Linked DNA regions of Mus musculus: region 2 is linked to region 1. Evidence: chromatin loops called from intact Hi-C (ENCODE). Cell type or tissue: heart. All regions are shown on one strand. Each heading gives the region's core, and the rest is flanking DNA. Links, peaks and the distances in the headings are about the cores only.

Region 1 (4,391 bases), core at 224-4,223:
TTAAACAACACAAAGCAGGGGACTGAGAAAAGCAACTTGTGAGAGAAAGGGTTTATTTTGGCTTAAAGTTCCAGGGTTTGGCCCATCATAGTGAAGCTATGGAAGCAGCCTGAGACAGGTGGTCACATCATAGCCACCAGAAGCAGAGAGCAATGAATGCACGGTCAGGGTCCCAGCCAGGGAATGGGGTCGCCCTTGGTGGACGACAGGTCTTCCCATGTCAGTTAACCTGACCTCTAGCTGGTCTCTCACAGTCTCCTAGGCGATTCTAGATCTTATCGAACTGACAATTGAGATTAACTATCACAAGTGTTCATTGTTCATTGTGACATTTTTCACCATTACCAGACAACCCAAGAGTTCAATGAGAGATGACTGGGTAAGCAATATATATATATAAATATTGTTTAGCCATAAAAAGGAAGACATTTTTTGTTTTACACCATGTCACACCATAGACGAACCTTGCAGACATGTATGTTAAGTGAAATAAGGCATATAAGAAAGGAAAAAGACTGCATGTTTTCACAAATAGGAAATATTACTGTCTGTGTATATAGCTTAGTGGTAGAGTGTCTGTCCTTGGTGCATCAGGCCCTAACTTCAATCCCCAGTACTGCCTAAAATAAAATGAGTATGTAACATATTAAGACTAGTTAAATTCACAGAGGCAAAAAGAGTGGACTCAGTGCTAGACTGGAGATCATGGATAGCCATGGCTTCCTAGGTACACAGTTCTTGTTGGAGTGATGAAAACATTTTTGAAAAGAGGTTGTATAGTACTATAAATGGAGTTATTGCAGTTAAAGTGATACTTCAAAGTGTTTTAAGGGGCCAGGGTGATGGATCAGGGTGACAGCACTTGTTGCACAAGCCTGAGTGCTTTAGTTCAAATCTCCTCTTCTGGCCTCTGTGTGCACACAGGCCTGTTTCCTAGGTGATATAGTTCTACACTCCAGCACGCTACACACACACACACACACACACACACATGCACACCACACTACACACACAAACACACACACATACACACATGCACACCACACACACACATGTACACCACACTACACACACACATGCACACCACACTACACACACAAACACGCACACATACACACATGCACACCACACACACACACACACACACACACACACACACACACGACAAAATAACTTAAAAGCCGGGTATGCAGAAAGCTGGGGACAGGGATTTCAAGTCTGAGGGCAGACTTGAATCTCTAGCTCCATGGTGAGTTTGAATCCAGCCTGAGCTATGCAATGGGACCCTGTGCCAAAAAACATAAAAAAATGAGAATAAACAAACAAAAATAAAATAATAAGTACAATTTTTGTTTTTTTTTGTTTTTTAAAGATTTATTTATGCATAAGTACACTGTAGCTGACTTCAGATGCACCAGAAGAGGGCATCAGATCCCATTACAGATGGTTGTGAGCCACCATGTGGTTGCTGGGATTTGAACTCAGGACCTTCAGAAGAACATTCAGTGCTCTTACCCTCTGAGCCATCTCAGTCCTTGTTTTGTTTTTTGAGACAAGGTTTCTCTGTGTAGCTCTGTCTGTCCTGAAACTTGCTCTGTAGACCAGTCCCGAGTGCTGTGATTAAAGGTGTGCACCCCACCCCACAATGCCCAGCCAAGAATATGCTCAATTTTCACTTCTCGTTAAAGCAAACAAAACAAAAGATGGCATTCTGAAAGCACAACAGAGTAGCTCACTGGCCTAGAGTCCAAGAAGACAGAGAGGGGAACAGGTTTCTGGGGTGAAGGATCCAGGTTAACACCCCTTCTCCTTGAGTGGTTTTTACAAGTTTGTTTGTTTGTTTGTTTGTTTGTTTGTTTGTTTGTTTGTTTGTTTAGGAGACAGAATCTTATATAACCCAGGCTGGCCTCAAACTCTCTAATTGCCTGAAGATGACATTGAACCCCTGGTTCCCCTCCCTCCCCTCCAGCCCCAAGACCTGCCTGATTTATCCTGTGCTGGGATAGAAACTAGGACTTCATGCATGCCGGTGAGCACTCTACCAATCGAGCTACATCCCTAACAGAAAACATTTTTCTGTTTTAGTTAAAAGCTTTTTTTTTTCTTCTTCTGGTATTAGCGCTAAAACTCGGGGCCTTGCACATGGTAGGTAAGCGTTCTACACTCCAGCACTGAAATGGCTTTTCTTCTTTCTCCAAGCCCAGAGCATGCTGGGGACACCCTCTACCCACCGGGTCACTCCTGTCCCGTGTCACAGCCTGGCCCTGGCTTTGTAAGCAGTACCTCTTGACCTTATGCCCGATAGCTTTGACATCAGTCCTCTGTTTTTGCCATTGTTGCTCTGCTATGTTTGATTATACTTTTCCAGTCACCTTCTCTGGTCTCTACTTCAGGCTTCTGGGTCCGTGGTCTTCTGCAAGAAGAGAGGTGTATCAAAGATCATCTAGATCTTTGACGCCTGCAACTGGATGGACAGAGAGCTTGGGGGTGTAACGATGTTAAATTAACTTAGGTTGGACCTGTTGGGTTTCAGGGTCGTGAAGCAGTCACACACATTACAACTGTACACACGGATGGCTGTTTTGAAACTGACACACAGCCACTTTGGGGCTCAGGGGACTGTAGATGGGCGCCATAATCAGGTTCTGTTAGCCTCACTGCATCCTTCGCTTGAGGGCTGCCTGCCTTGGTGTATTCTCCCATAGGAGCACTAGGGGGCAGCACACAACAGTGGAAATGCCCAGAGTTGGCTCACGGACTCTGAGTTGGCATTCTGGGTGCGCACCAATCCACACGCTGTGTGAATATAGACTTTGAACTAATGTACTTTTCATAGAAGAGGGGCTCAGCTTCGGCTAAGATAGCACTTTTTTTTTTACAGGATGAACTCGGAAGCCAGAGGCTTTGGACTGTGCACAACTCTATTACTTACTGGGTTTGTGAATTTGGTTAGGCCACAGAACCTTTCCGTGCCTCTGAAATATCTGTAAAGTAGTGGGTGGCGGCACAGGAGCCTTTCCCTGATCACGGCTTCATTTTCTTTCTTTTTTTTTAATTAATTTCTTTTTTTTAAAGATTTATTTATTTATTTATTATATGTAAGTACACTGTAGCTGTCTTCAGACACTCCAGAAGAGGGAGTCAGATCTCGTGATTGGATGGTTGTGAGCCACCATGTGGTTGCTGGAATTTGAACTCCTGACCTTTGGAAGAGCAGTCGGGTGCTCTTACCCACTGAGCCATCTCACCAACCCCCACGGCTTCATTTTCTACAGTTTCAGTTACCGGTGGCCAACTATGGCATTACAGAGACATTTCAGAAACAAAGACCAGTGTAGTGCCTTACACTTGAATCCCAGAATATCCATCCAAGAGGCAGAAGCAGGCAGATTGCTGCCAGGTTGAGCCCAGTCTGGTCTTCATCATTCCCGATCAGGCAGGGTTAAATAATGAGAAGTGTCCCAGAAAATAAAACACACACACACACACAGTCAAAACAAACAAAACCAAAATAAATTCTAGAAATAAACATTCCATGAGTTGTATTTTATTTTATATATACTTTTTTTAAATGTTGGGACTGGAGCGATGATTCTGTGGTTCAGAGCACTGGTTGCTCTTGCAGAGGATTGGGGTTCAGTTCTCAGCACCCCACATGGCAGCTTACAAATATTCATAACTCCAATTCCAGGGAACTTGGTACCTTATTTTAACCTTCACAGGCACAATGCATACATGTGGAACAAATACATACATACGTGTGGGCAAAACATGCATACACATAAAACTAAATAAATAGTTTTAAGGGCTGCAGAGATGGTTTAGTAGTTACGGGCACTGGCTGCTGTTTCAGAGGACCCATGTTTAATTCCCAGGGCCCACATGACTGTTCACAACTGTAACTCCAAAGCCTTCTTCTGGCCTCTGTTGGGCATCTGTACACAGATGTACATGTATGTAAGCAAAACACCAAACACCTAAATAAAATCTAAAAAATAAAAAACATTTTTAAAGATTTTTTGTTGTTGTTGTTGTTTTTGAGACAGGGTTTCTCTGTGTAGCCCTGGCTGTCCTGGAACTCACTTTGTAGACCAGGCTGGCCTCAAACTCAGAAATCTGCCTGCCTCTGTCTCCCGAGTGCTGGGATCAAAGGTATGCGCCACCACGCCGGGCTTTAGAGATTTTTTTTTAATTAAATTGTGTGTGTGTGTGTGCGTGTGCATGTGTGAATGCAGGTGTCTGTGGAGTCTAGAAGAGAGCACTGCATACACTAGAACCTGACTTACCGCTGGTTTTGAGTCGCTAACCAGCATAGGTGCTGGGAACTGAGCTCTAGTTCTCTGCAAGGGCACTACCTCCCCTCAACCACGGAGCCATCTCTCCAGTCAATC
Region 2 (4,391 bases), core at 300-4,299, 160 kb after region 1:
ACACGCTGGATGTCTATATATGATACATTACACAATTTAAAAATACAGGTCTAAAGCTGGGTGAGGTGGCACACGCCTGTAACCCCAGAGGTCAGCCAGGAGGCTGAGGCACAGGGATCAGGAGAGCAAGGTCAGCCTTGGTTACACAGTGAGATGGGTCTCAACAAAACACTTTTTGAAATAATGAAAATAAAAAATACAGCTAAAAATAAAAATACAAGAATATTCCCCAGTGGCAACCAGCAATGAGCCAGCACTCAGAAGGTGGCTTCTAAATACGATTCCTCTCTAATAACAGGAACCAGGAATTTTTGGAGAAATGACTGATTCTTATACTTGAGCAAGGAAAAATGAGAGAGAAACCCAGAGTATCCTATAGTGCATGAGAGCAAGGAGGAGCTTAAGAAGTGAAAGGATGCCTAATTAAAAAGTAAAACAAGCAACAACCCCCAAAATACCCCACCCAAACCCAAATCAACAACAAAAACCAGAACAAAAATAACCCTAAAAATCCCTTTAAAAAGCTGGAACAAAGCCAGGCGTGGTGATGCAGGCCTTTAATCCCAGCACTTGGGAGGCAGAGGCAGGTGGATTTCTGAGTTCAAGGCCAGCCTGGTCTACAGAGTGAGTTCCAGGACAGCCAGGGCTACAGAGAGAAATCCTGTTTCAAAAAACAAACAAAAACAAAAACAAAACAACAACAAAAAAAGAAAGCTGGAACAATTTGAACTATGGAATCAATGAGAGTATGGGCTGTAATCTAAACTGTAGAATACCTATGCATGAGTTTACACTGATATCAATAATTTGAATAACTAAATAAAGGGGAAAAATTAAATGTTTATATTCCTTCCAGGAAGCAGAACTTAAGGGCAGCCATTTTCTTTTTTCTTTTTCTTTTTTTTTTTTTTAAGATTTATTTATTTGTTATATGTAAGTACACTGTAGCTATCCTCAGATACTACAGAAGAGGGCATCAGATTTCGTTACAGATGGTTGTGAGCCACCATGTGGTTTGCTGGGATTTGAACTCGGGACCTTCGGAAGAGCAGGCGGTGCTCTTAACCACTGAACCATCTTGTCAGCCCCGGGCTGCCATTTTCTAACTCTAGGGGCAGGGTGGAGTTTGAGAATTAGAAGAACATGGTATGGAGCTGCCAGGCTCAGGGGCAAAGACCTGGGCTGTGGATCCAGCAATGGGGAGGTAGAGGCAAGAAGAACAGGAGTTCAAGGTCCTCCCTGCTACCTAGAGAGGTGGAGTCCAGCTTGTGGAACATAGACTCTGAAAAACAAAACCAAACCGGACCAAAAGAAAAAGGAGGAGGAGGAGGAAGAGGAGGAGGAGGAGGAGGAGGATCACTACCACCAAACCAAAACCAACAACAACTACCACCAATCAACCAAAACAACAACAACAACAACAACAACAACAACAAAGATGTGCTACCAAAAAGGACAACGGGCCAGGCGGTGGTGGCAAACACCTTTAATCCCAGCACTTGGGAGGCAGAGGCAGAGGCAGGAGGATTTCTGAGCTGGGGGCCAGCCTGGTCTACAAAGTAAGTTCCAGGATAGCCAAGGATACACAGAGAAACCTTGTCTCGAAAAACAAAACAAACCAACCAAACAACAACAACAACAAAAAAAAACCCAAAAAGGACAACGGATGAGAGGGAGCCAGAGGGAGAGACAAAGGGAGCACGTGTGGCTAGAGTAACCAGGATAGTGCCCAGAGCCCTGGCAAATATCACCACGTGATCAAGGTTAAACATCGCCTACGAGAGCGGTGAGCAACTAGTGCCCCTAATAAGATGTGAGGAGGAGAGTACTTCCTGCCATTCTCCCAGGGAGGCAGAGGCAAGAGGATTGCTTGGACCAGCAGATGCCAATATTGCTGGGATTGACTGGGATTGGTCATTCAAACACTTCAAAATTACTCGCTGCGAAGGGAGAGTGGGAAAGTAACAGACCTATAAGATTAAAGGCAATGGAAACCTATCATTCGGGTTGAAAGTAGCCTGCTTGGGAAATCTGCCGGCTAGTTCGCATTTCCCCACGTTTCTTAGACTTCATTTTAATGGTGTGTGTGTGTGTGTCATCGTGGTTGTTCTGAGACTTGAAACCATGGTTTCCAGCAAGGGAGCAATTAATTCATTTTGCCAAGAGCTACCTCTCCACCTGAGAGGTACCCCAGTTCTGGCTGCATAATTTTTATGTAATTACTTCAGTGAGATTGTACGGGTAGATGTAAGGGGGTCTAGAGCAAGTACCTGCCTAACTCAAACTGAAGGTTGGGTCTCCGGACTTTAACATGAGGGAAGCCACAGAAGTCTATGTAGCAAGGGTGTGGACAGATTACTCAGTGACTCAGCCAGTCACACAGTCGTAACTTCCCGATGTCTCCAGCTTGCTCCTCCCCCACCCAGCCCTTTCAGCTGACATAAATTGCGTCACAAGCACCCAGTAGGGCGCGGTCAAATTCCCCAGTAAATCTTTGTATTCCAGAGGCCTTGGGCAGGATCTGGGATTAGAAGTTAGCCTGGGCTGCATGGGAAGCTGGAGACCTATACCGAGACTCTGTCTCGAAAAGGCAAATCAAACCAGCGTGGTGGTGCATGCCTGACTCATGATCCCAGCAATCAGCAGGCTGAAGCTGGAAGAATCAACGCAAGTTCGAGGCCAGCCTGGGCTACACAGTGAGTTGAGGCCAATCTGGGCTACATAAGTGTAGCCTATCTCAAAACACACACACACACACACACACACACACACACACACACACACACACACACACACACACACACACAAATCAAACTCTAGAACTAAACAAAAAACCCCACCAAACTAAACAAGACAAGAGAGGTTCGCCTCGTGGCCCACCTCCCCAATCTCTTCCTCAGCCTGTTTCAGCCTTCTTTAGAAGCTCTTAGTAGCCACACCCACTAAAGGAGACTGGCGGGAGATTCCTAGGCTGGGAGTAGTTGGGCGGAGCCTTTTGTAAAACCTTGCAAAGCCTTGCTCACCCGTGGTCTCTAGCCCCTCCCACCCCAGTGAGAAGAAGCCAACCTATTGGCGGGGAAAGGAGATTCTGGAACAGAAGAGGAAGAGGGGTCTTCAAGAAGCAGGCAAGCTTTCGTGCCATCAAGAGAATTGCCAAGTTGTCTTCCACGGGACCGTCACGGAGTCACAAATATGTCCAGGTCAGAAGCCCGAGGGGTGGCGGGAATGGAGCGGGGTTTGAGATAGGAGATATGAGAAGAGAGGTGTTGGTGTGTAATTTCTAGTAATAGTAGTAGCGGAGTTCAATGATCAGATTGATTAGATCTCCTCATCGCTCACTAGAAGCAGTTTTCTGTGTCCATATCTTTTATCCCTTCGTGGAAAAGCAAATGGCTCATGTTACTAAACAACGCTTGGCGCCGGACCCTGTAGGTATAGCTTTGTTCTGTCCCCACAGCATCTCTGTGTTAATATTCTTGTTTTATTCATTCATTTGAGGTTGGTTTTGTTTTGGTCGTTCGAGGCAGGGTGTCTCTTTGTGACCATGGTTATCCTGGCACTCACTCTGTAGACCAGGCTGGCCTTGAACTCACAGGGACCACCCTGCCTGCCTCTGGAGTACTAGGGTGACAGGTAAGCACCGTCATGCATGCCTAGCTGGCTGGCTGGCTGTTGGTTTCAGACCCTGTGTCATGAGTCCTGCACATCTTCACTTCTTCCTGACCCTTCCCCAAATCCTGGAATTACTGGTATCTACATATAGATTCCTATTTGGGGGGCTTTAGACTCACCATCTACCATCTCTTGCTCTTGGATATTGTTGTTGTTGTTGTTGTTGTTGTTTTGAGACAGGTTTGTCTCTGTGTAGTTTTGGTTAGCCTGGAACTCAGGGAGATACTACTGGTTCTGCTGGGATTAAAAGCTTGCACTGCCACATCTGGCCTGTTTTGTTTGAGATTGTGTCTCACTACGTAGCCCTGGCTGGCTTAAACACAGGTTACACCTGCCTCTGCCATCACTCCTAGCTTGTTAATTCCTTTTTTTTTTTTTTTTTGATTTTTCGAGACAGGGTTTCTCTGTGTATCCCTGGCTGTCCTGGAACTCACTTTGTAGACCAGGCTGGCCTCTAACTCAGAAATCCGCCTGCCTCTGCCTCCCAAGTGCTGGGATTAAAGGCGTGTGCCACCACTGCCCGGCTAAATTTTATTTTATGTGTGTGAGAATTTTTACATGAATGTATCTTTGTACCACTGTGTGCCTGGTAACAGTGGAGACCAGAAGTGGGCATTGGATGTCCTGAAACTGGAGGTTTTTCAGCTACCATGTGAGTGCTGAGACTCAAACCCTGGCTCTCTGGAAGAGCAGCCACTGCTCTTAACCACTGAGCAATC

Evidence for each region. A loop is a pair of places that touch in the nucleus more often than their neighbours do. Peaks named below come from ENCODE experiments on the same cell type or tissue, not always from the same donor. Only the 100,000 strongest peaks of a DNase experiment are listed, where the experiment ranks them.
Region 2: it touches region 1 in a loop (1.9-fold over the local background); 1 of 42 quality-filtered maps calls a loop at or near these places.

What each region holds. Positions count from the first base shown.
Region 1 is chr4:133,511,539-133,515,929 of GRCm38, reverse strand. Gm42323 (predicted gene, 42323) reads left to right here. Exons shown (of 3, transcript NM_001378703.1): 3 at 1,878-3,056. The coding sequence ends at 2,006. Among named protein-coding and RNA genes, the nearest start is that of Kdf1, 5.2 kb to the left of the region's middle. In heart, for the core only: a CTCF peak has its summit at 2,708 (motif pointing right); a DNase peak (open chromatin) is centred at 2,729.
Region 2 is chr4:133,351,595-133,355,985 of GRCm38, reverse strand. It overlaps a transcript of Wdtc1 not described here. Among named protein-coding and RNA genes, the nearest start is that of Wdtc1, 14 kb to the right of the region's middle. In heart, for the core only: no CTCF peak of the experiment used is centred there; a DNase peak (open chromatin) is centred at 2,465.